Regions from separate parts of the Mus musculus genome. Here region 1 is linked to region 2. A link is a loop called in an ENCODE intact Hi-C map of the cell type or tissue named here. Cell type or tissue: left cerebral cortex. All regions are shown on one strand. Links, peaks and the distances in the headings refer to the core of each region. The heading gives the core; the rest is flanking DNA.

Region 1 (4,385 bases), core at 276-4,275, 350 kb before region 2:
CCTAGAGAACTGTCTTCCAGTGGTTTATTAGCTACTCTGGACTTCAGTAGAGAATGACTATTTCATTTGGAAGAAACAACCCTTGTTCTCTCTGGTTTCACAGCCTCAGTAATTCTGGTTCTTTGGATCAGCAGTATCCTGGGGAAGCAACCAGCATGTTAGCTACTTTATCTCTCTGCTCTGTCAGAGTCATGCGTCAGGCCCATTGGAGGGAGTCTCTAACCAAAGTGCCTTTATTTATTTTAATAGGGACAGATGCAGGCGGCTGGGGATGGGTGCAGATCCCAGGGAGCTCGAAGTGTAGAGAAAGCAGCATTCCCTCAGCGTGGATTGGCTACTGCGAATGGAAAACCAGAACCCACTTCTATCAGTTGACATTCATTCTGGGAATTGTTTGCCTTTGGATTTGAACTTTCCATTCTTCAGACAAGTGTATCTCTGATCATCTCTCCCTGAACAGGGACAACTCAGACCACATTGCTTCCTTTGGGGCTTTAGAGCGCTATAGACAAACATAATCCAAGTTTGTGTGGAATGAATATTTAGTATATAAGTTTTGGGATTTTTTTTTTTTTCAAGGAAGAATGTGAGGTGATCCCTGCCTTTGGGATACAATGCATATTGGAGACTGCCTGGGAGAGAGACATTCTGTAATGGGACTCCTAAGCCACGGACAGAACCCCACATGGATGTCCAGGCGGGCTGTGCTCGAGACGGTGCTCGGCAGGCGTTGGCCCTTAGTGTCTGGCTAGCTGTATCTAAAGGCCTGTATCTAAGCCTTTCCTCTGCTCTACATAGTTGGGCAATACAAAGCCCATTCGTTTCCTTGTGAACTGTAACTGAGAAAAGCAGCTCACAGGTCTGGGCTCTCCTTACTTAGTTATTCTTGCTTTTAACTTATGTAAGTTCCTGTGGTGACTCCATGTAATATGTAGTGAAATTACTGTATATAGTTTCTATTAAATGTTAAAATGCTATCAAAGTGTAAAGTGATCTGGATCGATTGTGTTCTCGTTGGATTTGAGAATGTTCTGATGGGAAAGGTGTATACTACTTCTATTCTAAGACAGGCACTCTGGAGAAACTCACGACAGAGGTGGTGCTTGGTACCTAGTTCCCAGGGCCAGGTAAACTTGTGTCACTGGAAAGCTAGGGGTTAATTCACTCGAGACCTGGCACAGAGCCTTAGGACCTTGGTTCAACCCCAGCGAGGATGGTGGAGTGGCAAAGCAGACAGTGTGGCGGTGAGGTTTGTGTAAAGCCGCTTCCTAGGGGAGCGTTAGACAGAAATGATGAGCAGTTCCCAGGAAGAAGCTAATAAAACTGCCAAGGAAAGCGGCAAAGCTCCTCCCTGGGGTGGGCAGTCATCCATTTCTCCCTGCAAGGAAGTAGACTAGATCATTCGCTCAGCCCAGACCCCTTTCGGGTGTTGGCTGTTCTCTACTCTTCTGTTGCTTATGACTAAGATGTAAGGTTCCAGAGGGGTTATAGAGCATCATGGCAGGATCAGGAAGCCGTGAGCTCGCATGGGGACTACTAGCATGTGGGACAGCACACGTACAAGACACAAGGTTTATCTCAAAGTCCATCCCCAGTGATCACTTCCTGCAGCATTTCGGTATCACCGAGATATCCCAAAACTGCCACCAGCTGGGTGCCAAGTGTCCAAGTGCCAGAGACTGGCGGGCATTTCTAATTCAAATAATCACATCGGGGTTGGCCAGTGGAAAGCACAAGAGCACGGTACTGGACCGGATTGTCAGAAGGGGAGCTGGTTCAAAGAGCACTGAGGGCAGACCAGAGTACATCTCTTAGAGCCAGGCCAAACTGTAATCCCCCCACTGCTGCGACACGTGGAGGCCCCACAGTGGTACCCCAGAGTGGGAAGGTTGGATGGCTCATGGGAAATACACACTATGATGACTTAGGAGGGATAGTGGCTCCTATGTATGCGAAGAGGAGACTACAACCAGCAAACTGCAAACCACCTCTCAGCAAGTTGTGTAGGGAACACCAGGGTTGTAACTTTTGTGAGTTATCACCATTTTGGGGGGGATGAACCTATCTTTCAGTGATGAACCTGTCTTTGGGTCATCCATATTCCTGTAAACAAGCCAATAAACCCTACAGTTCACTGAATACTTGGACGGAATCATGTTTTTGGTGTGTCATGTGCCAGCCAGGGCTCCCGAGGAAACTCAACATGGCTGCAGTGGCCACTACTAACCACAAGGGGGAGCTAGGGAGATGGGCGCAAATCTTACGGAATATCACTCCTGACTGAGCTGGGGAGACCTAAAACCCTGCTCAGGGCCCTTAAGTAATTAAGAAAACAATACAAGACTGGGAAGCCTTTTGGTCATATACCTTCTTTTCAAAGGCCTGTTTCATTGTAATAGCATGGTGTTTAGAAGCACTCAGAATGTAACAAAGTAGCTGCCACTTTCTCAGATGTAGCTGCTGTGAATCAGCATTTACTTCAGTAAGCTACCTCAGGACAGCCCAAGGTTAGAAAAGTAACTCCCCCCCCCCCCACCATCATGCATTGCTCATTCCTACTGTGCATAGGCAAAAACTTGCTATAATCCCTCTAATTTATAATTTCTGTTCTGCATTACCAAGGCTGTAGCACAGGTCTGTCTAAGCCCACTTGATACTTGGTTAGCCATGCAAGAAAAAGACACCCCACACAAAATACACAAATAAATCCTACACGGTCTTACAAACTATTTTCTTACTTCCCTTCTTCCTTTCCCCACCCCGCCCCCCGTGCTCCCAACACCTCTCCTCTTTTGGTGGAGTCTCAGCCTTGGCTGGCCTAGAACCCTCGGTAGACCAGGCTGCTTCAGACTCGGGTCCTCCCGCCTCTGACTCCCTAGTGCTGGGGTTAAAAGCATACGTTACCATACCTGGCTTTATTTTTTTTTTCTCCTTTTAAAATAAGTTAGTTTGAGCCAGGCATGGTGGCACACGCCTTTAATCCCAGCACTCGGGAGGCAGAGGCAGGTGGATTTCTGAGTTCAAGGCCAGCCTGGTCTACAGAGTGAGTTCCAGGACAGCCAGGGCTACACAGAGAAACCCTGTCTCGAAAAACCAAAAAGTAAAGTTAGTTTGTTGGGCTTAGGGAGTGGCCCAGCAGTTAAGAGCTCAGGCTGCTCTTCCAGAGAACCCAGGTTTGATTCCCAGCCCCTGTCTTCAGACACACCAGAAGAGGGCATCAGATTCCATTACAGATGGTTGTGAGCCACCACGTGGTTGCTGGGTGATGTGTTAGAATAGCAGCTTGCGTCTGAACACAGCACACTAGGCCAAAACAGTCCCACATGTAAGAGGTTTATTGGGAGAGAGAGAGGCAAGGAAGGTGGCGGTGGAAAGAGAAAGGGGGTGGGGGGAGAGGGAGAGAGGGAGAGAGAGAGAGAGAGAGAGGTAGTCACAGGTAAAGGTGGGAGGTGAGCCCAGTGGATTCTGGGAATATGGTGACTGTTGTCTTGGCAACAGGTATGTAGGTTGCACTGTCATTTATGTGATGTCACAGGTTTCCAGAGGTCCTGATGCCAACACTGGGAATTGAACTCAGGAGAGCAGTCAGTGCTCTTAACCGCTGAGCCATCTCTCTAGCCCCGACCAAGTGGATTCTTTTATTTAGACAAAGGGAAGTGGCATGCGTCAGAACCATCTTTATTCCTAGTCACCTTTACTTCACTGGTCTCTGCTCTCTCAGCCTCCGTTTCCTTATAGTCTTCCCTTTCCTGGTCTTGACAATGCCACTCCCACTCCCGGCCCTTTAAGGCTGGCTTTACCCTTCCTTTAGCTCTTTGTATAGCAATATCTTTTCTTTATTTTTCTCTGAGTCTGTCAGTCTTCTGCTAGCAAGGCCATTTCACTCTGCAGGAGTGTTGTTTCTTCCATACCTGCTTCTTTGGACTACAACTGCATTCTCCCTTGATTCTGAGGCAATAGTCAAAAATAAGGCTGAAACAGTGTAGCCTGTAAACACAAACCCCTCATCTGCTCCCGTTCTACCTCCAAGTCAAGGACATAAAGACCCATTAAGTTATTTAGTAAGTTGGAAGTCTAGGCTGGGAAGATGTCGTCCACTCTAACCCTCCAGGCTACTGCTTAGCCACTCGGTTCTTTATCTTCCTTCTGAGCTTCTCCCTGGCTTGCTCTGCTCCACGTGAGTCCCCATGGCGAGTCCCTTGGTGACCTGCTCATCATGACATCTCCTGGACCCTCTGCCTCATGGCCACATCTTGGTCTGTCCACGAGGGCTCTCTAACCTCTTCTCCTCTAGTTAGGGTGTGGCTCAGCCCTTAGCACACACCTTTAATCCCAAACAATGAAAGTAAAGTTGGTTTGTAGAAGGAAGCACCCTTGTTTGAAAG
Region 2 (4,385 bases), core at 133-4,132:
AGGCTCCAGGAGGCACGGATGCTGCAAGAGCCAGGCTCAATTGGTCTTTTCTTCATTGGTGCTTTTTGAGTTGAAACATCTCGTTACACTTTACTCAATGACTAGTCCCATTTTACAAAAGCCTGATCCTTACTCTTAAAGACTAAGCAAAAACAATGGCCCTTTATCTCTAGAGAGAATATATATTTGCAGGCTTTTGTAATTTCCAATGTGTGTTGCTTCCTGAAATATTCAGCAGTGAGCCCTGCCATGAACCCTGGGTGAGGAACTCCAGCTGAAACTCCCTTACCAGCAGGCTGGAGAAGAGACCTCAGAAGCCAGGGGCAGAGAAGGAAGAAACAGGGGTGAAGGAGTAACCTGTGCAAAAATCTGTTCCGGGTGCAGATAAGAAGGGGATGGGCAGAACAATTGCTCTCTGTGGGAAGGCTGCTCTCTGGACTTGCCAGGTTGCAGGGAGTAACTTAAGGGCTGAGAACCCCTGGAAGACAGTGTGCAGAGCGATAGACCTGGAATCCATGGCTAAAGGCCTCAACCAGAACTTTCTATGGAGTCTAAATGGGCGTTGCCTCAAATGACAGAGAATCTGACCGATAGGGAACAAAAAAGAGAGCTCACCTATGGAAGAAACTGACGGGGATGCCAACAAGCACTGGAAACTTCCTCTCCAATAGCAGATCCAAACAGCCATCTGCTCCATGCACCCAGTGCTGAGAAAGGTCTAGAACCAAAGCCTGAACTGTAATCTTTTTCACTGCCCAAATGTGGTTGATTTCTTTTTCAGGATACTCTCAGGCTCTTTGAGGAGCCAAATTAAAAAAAAAAAAAAAAATAGAGATGGTTTCTATCCAAGGCTTCTTTAAATCAAACCGTCTCAGCGTTAGGTCCTGGCTTTGCCACATTCCAGTCTGTGACCTTGAAGCCTTAAATCTGTTTCTGAGCTGTTATGTAAAAAGTAACAACGCGCTCTCTACCTCATAAAACTGCTGGGAGATAAAAGCGGTGGAGCTCAGTAACTGATCACCGCCTTGGTAATGGATGCTGAACGTTGAAACTGTAGCAGAAGCCTAAGTCCCCATCCTCAGCTGGATGCTCTAGCTGCTCCCCTGGGGGCCCAGCATTCATTACCCAAGGACTGCACACCTCACAGCTTTCTCAGGCATATTATGTATGAATACAGGGTTAGTCCACAGCCTTTATGGCTTGTCTCTACTTCTTAAAATGAAAAGGTCCATGCTATCTTAAGACGCTAACCATGCCCTTTTCCTTAATTCTGTCCTCAAGGGTAAGGGTTCTTTATGTAGGAAAAGATTACATTAAAGGAGTTTACTCAAGAGGCAAAAGCAGATGGATCTCTGTGTGTCAGAGGCCAGTCTGTTCTACATAGTAAGCTCCAGGCTATCCAGACTATGTGGTGAGACCCCGTCTAAAGAAGAACAAGAGGGAAAAAGGAGGGATGGCACAAAGTTGACCTGCAAAATAAAAGCTGGAGAAACGTCTTGATTATAAACATGTGCCACTCTCCCGGGGGACTTGAGTGTCCTCAACACCATGTCCATCAGCTCCCACCTGCCTGAATCCCAGTTTGTCACCCAAGGACTGTATACCTCAAGGCTTCCTCTGGTGTCGTCCCAAACAGTTCTCTCCTGGCTTTTCTGTGGGCACCGTTTGTGCACGTGCGTACACAGAGGCACAAATGCACAGGTACATCAGTAATAAGCATTTAAAACCCGGGGTGGGGAGTTGTCTCTAGACCTTCCCTGGGTTCTGCTTCGCTGGAGGAGTCATCCCCACTCTACCTGGCCAGGAGAACCACCGAGAAGCTAACATTTGCACAAGATGTCCTAGGAGTCATAGTTTTATTCCTAGCATATGCATTGTGAAGAGCAAGTCTTAGGCAGTCAACTCAGTGTTGGAATTAAAAACTCAAACCTGCATCAAACCCTTCAGTGTCCTTTAGCCTTCTCTGTAACAGAAGTAATTTACATCTCTCTCTCTCACTCACACACACACACACACACACACACACACACACACACACACACACACACATCATAGTCGGCTCTCAACCTTTGTTCTGGGGCAGCCTCAGGAAATCTCCATCTCCCGAGGGAGCAGCCTCGAGATGATGTCAGTGTTGACTCCCCGGGGAGTACCTTGCCCACATCTTCCACTAGAGGCCTGAGGCAGTGCCTGTGGTTTCCTTAGTGATGTGTCACTCCACTCCAGAAACCCCGGGCAACCCCTCCAGAACAGTGACTCCCACTCCATCCCTAGAACAGGTGGCATGCCTGCTGTACCAGGGCTCTCACTCAGAAGTCACCCCCATGGCTTGCTTCACTGAAATCTCTTGCAGGTGTGGAGTGCTGGCTACCAAAACCCTTGTTAGCCGGGCCGGGTATTTCCAGGCAGATCTCTGCATTTTCCAGGTCCACATTGGATCAAGGTCCAGGGCAGAAGGGAAAGCAGACAGAGCTGGCAAGCTTGTCCCAACCAGGACAAAGTCAGTTAACTCTTTGGGACTGGAGGCAAGAAGAGAGGAGGGAAGGCATTGGTCCCCTACATTTTCTCCTAAGCCCTGATCCACACAGCAGACCCAGAAGCCCCAGCCTTAAACCCACTTAGTACCAGTCAGCAAGAGGGGAGATGGTGCCTTTTTATTAAGGTTGACATCAAGCAAAGCACTAAGAAAGGATACACAGAGGAGGGAAGGGGCACACACAGTCACCACTTCGGAAGGTAGGAGCACATCAGTTAAGGACACTCAGGACAGCCACATGCTCCGTGCCCTGGGTTGAGGAGTGGGGCATAAAAGGGAAAAGAGCAGAAAGCGCCATGATAGCCTGGGGCTTGCAGACGGGTCTGAAGCCCCCTGAACCTAATACTAGAGCCACAAGCCCTGCCCCTGAGGGCTCACACACTACTACACAAGTGGACACACATAACACAAGACATTATGGAGGCAACACCAGAAAGCAGAGGGTACCGACATATTGACAGGAAAAAAAAAATAATAAAAGGAACTGAAGTTAAGCAGGTATAGCCAGAAAAGACAGCTTGGGGCTGCAGCGCCCCCTCCCCCAAGAGTTCCTCAGATGTCCCCTTAAATCTGGACAGTTGCTGAGCAGTCCTAAGTCTCTGCCTGCGACCTGAGCACTTTGTTCTCTAGGCCCAGGTGAGTGGCCAAGCAATCCCAGGTGAAGTCAGCGACGGGGCAGGCTCGGCTCTGCATGCTCAGTGCCAGAGCTTGAGCTCTTGTGTCTTCATGCACATCAGAGCCAGCTCCTCCCAGCCTAGGGGCCCTGGGAACCCGAGTACCCTGACTCCTAGGGCCGCAGTTCCCTCCTCAAGCTTCCTTTACCCATCAGCAGTTGCAGAGCGATCTGTAAGGGGGAGAGGTTTCCGCAGAGCACTGAATATCTTGGGTTTGGGGAAAAGGGTAAATTTCCTGTTGCCAGAACAGAATACCCCAACTCCTTAATTTCTAGGTAAATAGAGATTATTTGCCAAAGTCCTAGATGACTCCTTTTTCAGAATAGAAAAAGCAGAATTTTATTTACATAATTCAATGGTCCTCCTGTTTCCTAGGAAGAGGGGAAGGGGGCAAGGTAAAGGGATAGATGAGAGTCCAGAGATGGGCACGTCCTTTCTGGGAACCTCACCTTTCTGCAGTTTGCTATGATGCCTGCTTGGGTGGAATTCGCGATGCTTCCAAAGTCCTTGACTCTACAAATCCTTCTGTGAGGGAGTCTCTCTCCCTGACCTATAAGGACCACGTTTGAAGTGAAGAACACTGCACCGCACTGTTCAGTCCCCTCGGGTTAAGCACTTGGAAACCCAAAGCCAGCGCGGGTAGTTGGTTCCCTGGTGGGGTCTCCCTCACAGAGAGGCCTCGCCCTCCAGCTGCAGCAGGGTAATGTCAGGAAGGTCGGGGGGCTCCACAAGTGGCCCATCCTCCCCAAGGAGACCGGGGCTCTCAGAGAGCTCGCAGTGACTGGTGGGTGTGGCGGGGTTAGGTGTCTCTTTCTCCTCTTCGTCCTCGTCTTCATCAGGATCACGACCCAGCAAGCCGCTGTCCTCGATCCCAGGCGAAGGTGTCTCTGGTTCATGGGGAACACTTGGGAAGCTCCCCTTGCCGCCGGCCACGCCCAAGCCTCCCTGGCGGGGCGCAGTGGTCATAATCTGGCACATGGAGACTATAGCCCGCTGGTTGGCGCACACGTCGTCCGACAGAACCTGGATGTGCGAGGCCTGCTCGTCCAGTGCCCCTCGCATGGCCCTCACGTCCTCAAACAGGGCCTGCAGCTGGGCCTTCAGGTGCTCCATCAGTTCCTTCATACCGCCGTTATACTCCCCAGAGATCACGTCCCCCACGGCGGGCACCGTGG

What was found. A loop is a pair of places that touch in the nucleus more often than their neighbours do. Peaks named below come from ENCODE experiments on the same cell type or tissue, not always from the same donor. Only the 100,000 strongest peaks of a DNase experiment are listed, where the experiment ranks them.
Region 1: it touches region 2 in a loop (2.3-fold over the local background); 1 of 42 quality-filtered maps calls a loop at or near these places.

The regions. Positions count from the first base shown.
Region 1 is chr15:98,515,412-98,519,796 of GRCm38, reverse strand. Kansl2 (KAT8 regulatory NSL complex subunit 2) reads left to right here. Exons shown (of 10, transcript NM_133714.5): 10 at 250-2,139. The coding sequence ends at 375. It overlaps Snora34 (small nucleolar RNA, H/ACA box 34), which reads left to right; the gene lies at 1-80. It overlaps Mir1291 (microRNA 1291), which reads left to right; the gene lies at 1-35. Among named protein-coding and RNA genes, the nearest start is that of Snora34, 2.2 kb to the left of the region's middle. In left cerebral cortex, for the core only: a CTCF peak has its summit at 2,226 (motif pointing right); a DNase peak (open chromatin) is centred at 2,222.
Region 2 is chr15:98,168,383-98,172,767 of GRCm38, reverse strand. Ccdc184 (coiled-coil domain containing 184) reads right to left here. Exons shown (of 1, transcript NM_177716.3): 1 at 2,634-4,385. The coding sequence ends at 3,877. Among named protein-coding and RNA genes, the nearest start is that of Ccdc184, 2.8 kb to the right of the region's middle. In left cerebral cortex, for the core only: a CTCF peak has its summit at 2,181; DNase peaks (open chromatin) are centred at 1,717, 2,230, 2,756, 3,245 and 1 more place; H3K4me3 peaks cover 2,438 bases; H3K27ac peaks cover 2,089 bases.